Regions from separate parts of the Homo sapiens genome. Here region 2 is linked to region 1. A link is a loop called in an ENCODE intact Hi-C map of the cell type or tissue named here. Cell type or tissue: heart right ventricle. All regions are shown on one strand.

What was found. Hi-C counts contacts between places; a loop is a spot of excess contacts. Peaks named below come from ENCODE experiments on the same cell type or tissue, not always from the same donor. Only the 100,000 strongest peaks of a DNase experiment are listed, where the experiment ranks them.
Region 2: it touches region 1 in a loop (2.1-fold over the local background); 9 of 110 quality-filtered maps call a loop at or near these places.

The regions. Positions count from the first base shown.
Region 1 is chr14:61,186,498-61,191,497 of GRCh38, reverse strand. It overlaps a transcript of PRKCH not described here. Among named protein-coding and RNA genes, the nearest start is that of TMEM30B, 92 kb to the left of the region's middle. RefSeq lists an enhancer at 2,115-2,214. In heart right ventricle, a CTCF peak has its summit at 2,331; DNase peaks (open chromatin) are centred at 2,357 and 3,087; H3K4me3 peaks cover 1,453 bases; H3K27ac peaks cover 1,855 bases; H3K27me3 peaks cover 4,066 bases.
Region 2 is chr14:61,042,316-61,047,315 of GRCh38, reverse strand. SLC38A6 (solute carrier family 38 member 6) reads right to left here. Exons shown (of 16, transcript NM_153811.3): 9 at 4,104-4,169; 10 at 3,813-3,866; 11 at 1,891-1,970; 12 at 1,149-1,249. It overlaps LOC101927756 (a long non-coding RNA gene), which reads left to right. Exons shown (of 5, transcript XR_943921.2): 2 at 1,780-1,842. Among named protein-coding and RNA genes, the nearest start is that of SLC38A6, 64 kb to the right of the region's middle. In heart right ventricle, no CTCF peak of the experiment used is centred here; no DNase peak of the experiment used is centred here.

The DNA.
Region 1 (5,000 bases):
TTTTGCCATGTTGGCCAGGCTGGTCTCCAACCCCTGGCCTCAAGTGATCCGCCCACCTCAGCCTCCTAAAATGCTGGGATTACAGGCGTTAGCCACTGTACCCAGCCTGGAATTTTCTCCACAGAAGCCAAACATTTATTTTAAGTCAAGAAAACAGGCCTTTCGGGAGAGCCTGAGAAAAAAATAGGTGAGCAAAATCTGGTTACCTTAACAAACTCAGTCAGTGTAAGTGTAGAATACATAGGAGATTGTCATAGCTACAATAACAAACCCATTCCCTCCTCTCACTTTCACGGAAGCTGCTTGGAGAAAATTTTTCCACCTTCTTCAGGCTGAGAGAAGTCAGATTTTCTCTCTTTTGTGCAGAATTATATTCACCCAAGTCCTGACCACAGGCCACAGAATCAGATTTCTTATTAATAATAATCTTTTTCATTGTTTTGATTTTAGAAATTAGTTAATCCTGTGACTCTCCTTTCATTGAAAGCTATTATTGCATTTGTTTCTGTGGTCTTTTGGCTTGAGCTGGTTGTTTACAAGTTATTTTTTTCACCCTAAATTGTGGGTTCATTCATTTGATCAATAGATGAATAAATAATTTCAGTGCTATGGAAATAAGGTAAAGTAAATAGCAAGTAACTGGGGGTGGGGTGTGGGTGCTACTTTAGATCAGGTAGTGGGATGGCATCTCTGAGGAAGTGACATATGAGCTGGGAGTCCATCGGGGAAGAGAGTTTCAGGCCAGGAACAGTGAGTGCAGAGCCTCAGAGCGGGGAGCGTCCTGCCTTCAAGAGAATAGAAAGGTGGGAGAGTGGTCCTAGAGTGGAAACACAGCAAGAGGCAGGGTGGTGGGAGACAGGCTGGAGTGGGACCACACGGGCAAGCCTTCGTCTTGGAGAACACGGTTTAGATTTCACATTAAGTACAAGAGAAAAACCACTGAAGGATTTCCAGAAAGGGAATGACATAATCTGGAATTCCTGGGGTTTTTGTTTGCTTGTTTTCTCTTGAATTTTTGCTTTTAAAAGACCATACTGACTGCTGTTTAGAGAATGGACTAAATAGGGCATGAGTAGAGGCAGAGAGACTAGAAGGTTGATACAGATGTTCGGGTGGGAAGCAACTACTGGTCTCTCTTTTGGGGACAATGATATGAATATTTAAGTCGAAGGACTGTGAAGACCTGACTAACCTAAGATCCCAGAGCCTGGAACCCATTAACCAAACTTTTCTTAAAGGGTTGGGGGCAGAGGTGGGTGGTGAGGATGAGAAAAATTGTTTTATTCAGAAGAGCAGCACCATAACTTATTATTATAACAGTCCCCATTGAGTGTATTCTATGTGGAGAGTACATTATGATATGTAATATATTTTATCAGCCCAATGACCCTATAGGTTGGACATTATTAACTCTGTTTTGCAGATAAAGAAGTGGAGGCATAGAATGGCTAAATGATTTATCCAAGGTCACAAAGCTAGCAATTGATGAAGATGAAATTGAACAAGTCCTTGTGCTGTCCCAGAAAGAAAAAGAGAGAGAGAAGGAAGGAGAAAATGAAAGGGAGAGAGAAAGAAACAGGGCTATCAGGTAGAAAACTGGTAGTACCATTACAACAAAGACCATATAAAAAATATCTCAGGGGTTTCACTGACCTGGCTTGGGAGGAGGACTCTACCCATATATTAGAAATTAATTCTGAACATTTGCTTTACATTTTGGCAGAGTGCGAGTGATGAGAGAGGAAAAAAAAAAGGTCAAACTTCCTAAAAGAAAGCAACAGGTTAAAAAGTGTGGTCATTATCAGAAAAAAAAAAATCAAGTAACATACACTCAACCAAAAAGAAAGGAAGGTAGGAAGACAGAGAGAAAGGGAGGAAGAAAGGAAGGGAAGGGAAGGAGGGAGGGACGGAGGGGAGAGGAAAATGTGCCTCCCCTACTCTCAGGAAGAAACAGAAGCAAGAGAGAGAGGAAGGGGAGAGAGAGAGAGAGAGAGATAACATTTCAGTGCAGTCTGTTAGCAATAAAGGAAGCATCTCAAGGCAGGCAGACAAGGGAAAGGCCCTGCACTGGAGACAACTCCGAGAAGGGGAATATCTTACAGAGTCGGGGCACACTTCCATCCCCCCTTTGCCTTTGCCCTAAACTTGAGAATTTTGCAAGAAGAAAATTATGGACTTTGCCTCGTTTCTGTTACTCTGTTTTCTTAACAAACAGTGACCTAGTGAGAAATCTCAGTAAGGTCAGGGCTGGGAGATCGGCAAGCTGGGGACCCCGCTGGGATTCCCAAACACCGGCGGGCTTCCCCCTGTAGGGAGCGCGGACGCTGCCCGGGCCTCGCGGGGGCGCTGGGGCGCTGGGAGCTCTGCGAGTCACCGCCGCACCCTGTGTTTTCTTCCGAAGGAGCAGATCGTCTTTCGATCCCAGTGCTGTCCTTTTGTTTTATGTACTATTGCTTTTTTCTGTTCAAATACAGCAACGGGCTGGCGCGGTGGCTCACGACTGTAATCTCAGCACTTTGGGAGCCCGAGGCGGGTGGATCATCTGAGGTCAGTAGTTCGAGACCAGCCTGATCAACATGGTGAAATCCCGTCCCCACTAAAAATACAAAAATTAGCCGGGCGTGGTGGCAGGCGCCTGTAATCTCAGTTGCTCGGGAGGCTGAGGCAGGAGAATCGCTTGAACCCGGAGGCGGAGGTTGCAGTGAGTCGAGATTGCTGCCACTGCACTCCAGCCTGGGCAACAAGAGCAAAACTCCATCACACACACACACACACACACACACACACACACACTACAGCAACGTCTGGGGGTGAGGAGGTCCCAGAGGCAGCAGGACCCCGGACACACACACACACACACACACACACACACACACACACACACACCACACCACCCCCCCACCCCCCCGACACACACACACACTACAGCAACGTCTGGGGGTGAGGAGGTCCCAGAGGCAGCAGGACCCCGGAGCCGGGAGGCGCCCGGAGGGGAAGAGGTTGGGTTGCGGAGCCACAAGGCCGCCTGCCCGAGCCGCTGCCTGGGAGCCCGACCCGGAGCCGGAGCCGGAGCCAGAGCCGGAGCCAGAACTGCCTGAGAGCCGCGGGCCAGCCTTCCTCGGTTTGCAGGCTGTGGGCGGGGGCAGAAGCTGAGCCTGCATCCTCCTCCTAGCCCGCAGCTACCCAACCCTGCCTTGACAGGCACAGAAAGTTGGGCCGCCTCCCCTCCCCTCTGCCCTCTTTCCTTAACCTGCAAAGGCAGAGGTAAAGCCAGCACTTGTCTCTCAAGACAGGACAGTTATGGGTGCCCCGGGGGCACATCCAATGGAGGGCATACTTTATGCTAGATATATACCATTCCTTATTAATAGAGACCACATATATAATATATAGCATGCGTTATCTCACCTAATCCTCCCAACAAATTAACCTGAAACTCAAAAGGGTTGTCCTATCTGTCCAAGGTCATACAGCGAGTTAGTGGGATGCTAAGAGTCAGACTCAGATCTTGACTTCAAAGCCCCTGTTTTTAGTTTGTAGTATTCATGAACTGATTGGATAATTTATTAAGTGCCCACTATGTGCCAGAGAAGGATAAAGACCACTGTGGGGCCCAAGGCTCTGAAAAGATAAGGATGTCCTCTTCCCACCCCGCATGCAGTGTGGAATTCAAAATGAAATTTGATTTTGTTAAGGTTACAATATTTATGTCTGCTAAAATTAAAGTAGCACATTCCATTCTTAATTTGTATTTTTTTCGGATCGAAAAACTCTGAACAAGATTGCTGACGCTACATTTTTCTTTTTGTGCACTCAAGCACATGCTTACCCAGACCCTGATACGATCCTGGACCAGGCAGAAGCAGCGTCCTTCTCCTGGAGGAGCTTGGAGCAGCAGCAGGAGGCAGGCATTACACCCCGATAAGCATGCAGAGTTCTGAAGAGGAAGCTCGCAGCCTCACTCACTCCAGGCTTTTCCTCTGGACCTGAGCTCTGATACCCACTGCATTGTCAGAATCAGAGCAAATCTGGAGGCCAGAGAGCAAGACCAGCAAAGCCAGGATCTCTGGGGTAATTAGGCCCGCCTTGCCCACAGGTGCTCCACAGGTGGTCTCAGCTCCCAGCAATGACCCAGGAGAAGCCCACGGGAACCCTCAGCTGCAACCAATCCTCCAGACTGCTGGCCTGCCTGCCTTCCTGAAATAGTCCAGATTTCACTTATTAAACATATTAATCTGAAGTTAACAATTTGTGCTTGTTTCACTAAATGGCTTGAAGAGAAGAATGCAAGGAAGAAGAATTTGATTTGATGGGAAGGCTTAACCCCGATGGACTAAGCGGCCTTCATATTCTGACTTTAAAATAACTGGAAATGGAGGGACTATTCACAGAAGTGGAGAGTCAAAGGGTAAACCTAACTGGAGTTAAAGAAACACAAACAAAACCCATCCCCTTCTTGGCCCCAACCTGCCATGTGACTCTAAGGACATTGCTTACTGCAGTGACAGCATTTTAAACAGCTGCCCAGAGGGGTTTTAAATAGACTTGATGTAATTCAATGATTTATAGAGCATGGGTTACCAAAATATTAAAGTTCTGAAATATCCCTAAACCAAGACCATGGCCCTGCCATTACCCACTCTGAACCGAATCATTCTCTGCTGTTGGAGTGTGGTGCATGTGGCTTCTTCAGAAAACTGCGGCTGCTCTAAATGAATGGCCAGAAAAAGATAAATAGCCTCTGATGCATAGATGTGACCTTCCATATGAAAACACACTCTCCCGGTCTTCGGCAACTCAGTCCGTGGAAAGCACCAATCTTCAGAAAACAAGCCAGACAGTTATTTTTTAATTGCTTATCAAATCTAAGTATTCAAGGAAATTGCAGTGGGGTGGGGTGGGGGTGGGAATACACAAAATAATGAATCTGGGTAATGAAGTGACCCTGGACCTCTACTCTATAAAATAAACCACAATTATGCAAACATTTTACAGCCTTA
Region 2 (5,000 bases), 140 kb after region 1:
CTAATACAGCTACAATTTAATACAGTTTCTAAGCACCTAATGGTGATTCATCTAACAATTTCTCAGCCAGCCTGGATATTGGCAAGCCATCTGAGGTTTCTTCCAGATAGTTCTATTTATCCATAGGGAGAAGAAGGAGGTCAGTTTTTTTGGACTTTTTCTTATTGCTGAAGATCCCTAAATATAATAGTGTTTGTGCCAGGTAGCAATTTTAATAAAAGAAATATATAGCTATTCCACTATACAAAATATTTTTGGATCCCAAGAGACCCTGTTACAGTATCTTATTGACACAGAAAAGTCTTATTGAGTTCAAGTCTGTATAAAAACTAACAAACCCAACATCCAAAAATAAAGTTTATATATTTAAGTAATTTTGTTTTATTAATGATGATCAGAAAAGCTTGACAATCTGTTTTAACTTTCTTTGTAGCGTCTCTAGCAGGGCACCATGCTCACATTGGAAATAATGCTTTTCCTGATGGTGTACACAGAACTTTACTTTTTCTTGAGGTTCTTATCAGAAGAGGAAAAAAAGTCAACATACAAAGCAGACAGTTTTTGCAAAAGAAATAAAACACAATTTTATTTTTGTTGCATAAATTTAAAAGAACCTGTAAAAATAATTAAGGAGGAAGGTCATGGTGCATCATAGAATGCACATCTGCTGAATCCTGTGATAATTAGATCTGAAGGCAGAGATGTCTGACATCTAAGTATACAGATATAGTTCTGTGTAAAACCCTTTCCTTTCTCAACTTGTTCTTTTGCAATTAAGATGACTGACTCACCCAACCCCCACACTTCTGAATTAGACTAATATATTGAATTCAAAATTTAAGAAAAACAGAATCATTAAAATTGCACATTTTTTCTTATAGAAAGAATCATGTCCCTAAGCCTGAAGTTTTACTTAAGTGTTTAAGAAAATTTTCATAAGAAGTCATTAATCTTAAACCTGAACTACCTTTCTAAAAGAAAGATAATCCAATTGTTTAGGCCTCAAGAGCCACCACAGTACTGCATTGTAATTTGGTGATCTGAGCAAATTAACTTAGTAATAAAAGGCATAGGTAAAGTCTATAGATTGGCGTGAGGCCATCTATGTAACTATTATTTTGTCATCTATAATTTTAAAATGTACTTACCATAAAAAGTGAGGTACCCAAAGAGTGCAGATATAAAATAAATGAGAAAACTTAAAGCAATTGCTGTATTGGTAACATTCTGCATTCTTTTCTTTGAAGGACTAAAAGACAAAAATGACAAAGGTAGAATAAGTGATCTGAATTATATGTAAAGAAACAAGTATGTCCTAAGCTGGTCGAGAGAATTCCTCATTCAAGAACAACTCCATCAATAACTATACACTAGAAGTCCTCATTCGAAATTAGTACACAAAGATTACACTTCTTCCTTTTTTTTTTTTTGAGACAGAGTCTTGCTCTGTCGCCCAGGCTGGAATACAGTAGTGTGATCTCGGCTCACTGTAACCTCCACCTCCTGGGTTCAAGCGATTCTCCTGCCTCAGCCTCACAAGTAGCTGGGATTACAGGTGCCCGCCACCACGTCCGGCTATTTTTTTTGTATTTTTAGTAGAGACGGGGTTTCACCATGTTGGCCAGGCTGGTCTTGAACTCCTGACCTCAGGTGACCCGCCTGCCTCGGCCTCCCAAAGTGCTGGGATTACAGGCCAGCCTCAAAGATTACACTTCTAGGAAACATTCTTAACTTGGACAGAACTAACTCTTGTTTGTTTTGTTTTAAACTAACACTTAGGATCCACTGATGAGAGGAAAGGATTAATAAAAGAGGATGTCATTCAATCCGAAAGCCTTAGAGGTAAAAAGATACACAATATATTTAAAATATTCCAGGATTCTACAGTACCTTTGAAGTTCACAGTATATGGGCAATATTGAGGTATGGCAGAGAAATGAAAAAGCCATGGTTGGTAAGGCATAAGCACTCTGAAAAAAATTTTAAAGAGACAAAATTATTAAATGCCACTCTACTGAAACCATTATTTCATTTGACAACAAACTCAGTTCTTTAAAAAATCAATTTGATTACATTTATTTCATCTTTAATGAGTCTTCTCTTTATAAAATAAGAATTTTTTAAAAGAGAAAAACACTTGTGATCCAGCAAATATTTTATTTGATAGTGGGCTTGCCTGTACTAGCCAGAATATTTTTTATTTGGCTGCCCATACCATGCTGCTTTTACTACAATCACTACTTCTACATTATCTGGATAAGATTTTAAAAATTACATAAGATAAATAATATTTAAATGAGATAAAAATAACATTTTAGAAATGCTCTTTTTTAATTCTCTGTCTTCTAAATGTACGCACAATTTAAATGTATCTTATTACTCTAAGCAGCACTAATAGTTAATGCTCTTGAACCTGCTTTCATGAACTCAATCCAAGGGAATACTGAAAATATTAATCACATTTTAATATTGCCAGCATCTTTGATTAGGATCTCTTTCAATGGGAATGAATATCATTTATTCTAGACCTACAAACTCTTAAGAGATCCAATGTAATATACAAATATAAGGTTTTGTTTTGTTTTTATTATTAGAATACTTAAGAGTCAGAGTAAAGCAAAAAAAGTTACCATTTAAGTGAAAATACCATCTTTACCAAATAGACGATGGTGATCTATTTTCTCCTTTCTGCTCTAAAAAAATTTCCACTTAACTAACTTCAGGCTCTTAAACAAAAGAAATTCCAGAAATGAAGACCTATCTTGGGACATAATGCCTAGAGTCTTAAAATATCTGAAGGGGGTTAGGAGAGAGGAAGCTGTAGTGTTTCCTGAGGCTGGACTAGGAAAATGAGAGTTTAATTCACAAATTCTCCATTTCATATATTGCTCAGTTTCCTGGCTTGTCAATTATCCTACCTAGATCTTTACGGCACCTGGAGGTCTTTACCATGTAAAAGATGTGGTAATCTCCCTTTTGGGACCAGAGAGATATTTCTCATTTAAAAACTAGAGATAAAAAGGAAAATTCTGCATGGTGGAGTAACCAAGCTAACATTCTACACTAATAGAGTTTTACATGAGCAGGGGGGATTCTAGCATCTGGGAACTATACAAAATAGCATTTCAGCAGAGTCAGAAAGTATAGACAAATAAGCCTGCAGCAACAGGGAAGACTTTGAGCTCTTCTAGAGTGGTAAAGCAGAGACCATCCATGTCACAGTTCTTGTCTCCTCTGCTGATGCTCAGGGGCTCTTACAGGCATTTCCAGTATCCTATGGCTTTTAGGGAAGGCAAAGGGACTTGGTCTCCTAGTCTCTACTCCTGGCATCATGAATTTCAACTTTGGAATGTCGGCCAGAAGATATATTGGCAGTGCTCAATCCCTAGTCCAATGATGAGGCTGTTTAGCTACAGACCAAGGTTCTACTCACAGGGGAAGAGTTTTTGATATAATTGGCTATTTAGCTTTACAAGTGCAGAGGGCAACAGGAAGTTGGTATACACAGAGGACCTTATTGGCCAGACCAGACATTCGGTAAATCTGTTCTTTCAGGCAGAGGCCCATTTAAAACAGGCTCCATTCAAAGGCATACCAGGAAAAAAAAAAAAAAAAAAAAAAAGGTGGCTGTTTCATAATAGGCCACCCTGTGTTAAATAATAGTAGTCTTCTGGTAGGCAATCCTATACTTAGCACTTTCATGAAAATTAATTAGTCACAGGTACAAAGACCTAAGAGACCCTGTTACACAAACCTCTTAAAACTTGAAATGTGAAAAATCAACTAAAAGTATCTGTTAATAACTTACACACCTCTTTGGAGAAATGAAAGAGCTTTGGCTTACAATCATCTGTAACATTTGAAATCTGTTTAAGAGCATTGAGGGGAAAAAGAGAAACCAACAGCCATTAAATTTCAGAATATATCAATAAAAATGATGAATTTATTATTACTAGGCTTTCAAATGAAAGTATTTCAAAACAAAGTTCTAAAATGCAATATAGCCATTACTTTTTCATCAATCAGAAAAGAATCATTAGTCTTTCTTTTCTTTTTAGTTAAAATAAAAAGGAAGAAACTGAAAAGAAAATATAAGCTATTACCTGGAAACCTTTCTCTACATAATTTAATGTCAGAGGACAAGGGATGGACCATTTTTTAATTATTACCTAAAAAAGTAAACAGAATCAGCACTCAGATCATTTCTTATAAAATTAATAAGAAACTGAATTGAAATAGGTCAGTATCATTTCAATTAAATAAGATGCTAATAGAAGAGTCTCTGCTTCTGTGACTTTTCCCGGTTAGAATGGGGTCAACATTTAACATGGTCACCTGTGGTAGGGAGGCGGTTGGAGACTGCAGGGTGTTAAGTAGAGATCTCCCCCATTAAAGACTAAGGGTACTCCTGTGTCAACTTTCAAAATTCCAACAGCATCAAGGCATTTTTTTTTAAGTGCAACTCAAAACAGGAACATGATGTTTTCAGTGACTGTCACACAGGAATATGGTTATTTGTAGAGTAGGTATTAGTGAATAGAGAAACATTTAACAGCAGTTTATGGAAAGGCCACAGGAAGAAATAAGTACAGACTTTATACTCAGAAGGAGCTCAGGGATTTCTGATGTACACATTAAGTGCTGCCCCTCCTTACTTTTACAGATCTGAATTATTTTTGGTTAATGTGGAGAAAGCTGGCTGGAATAGGAGCATATAGCTAGGGAACTCCAGCTGGTAAAAACAAACAAACAAACAAAAAAAACATTAAAAGAAATCCAGAGGGATGCTGTTTCCCAGAATTAATCAATGAAAATGTTTCATGTTTTTACTCTTAATTGTGGCCATCCTGTTATCAGACCTATAGCTGTGGCTCTGTCAATATTACCATTGTTGCTGTTGTTTCAGGGCACATAATTACTCTGTAAATGTTTGCTCCAGGGTGAATCCCAGTGCACAAAAGGACAAGAAAGAATAAAGGAAGTATTTGTTCTTTGTAGGA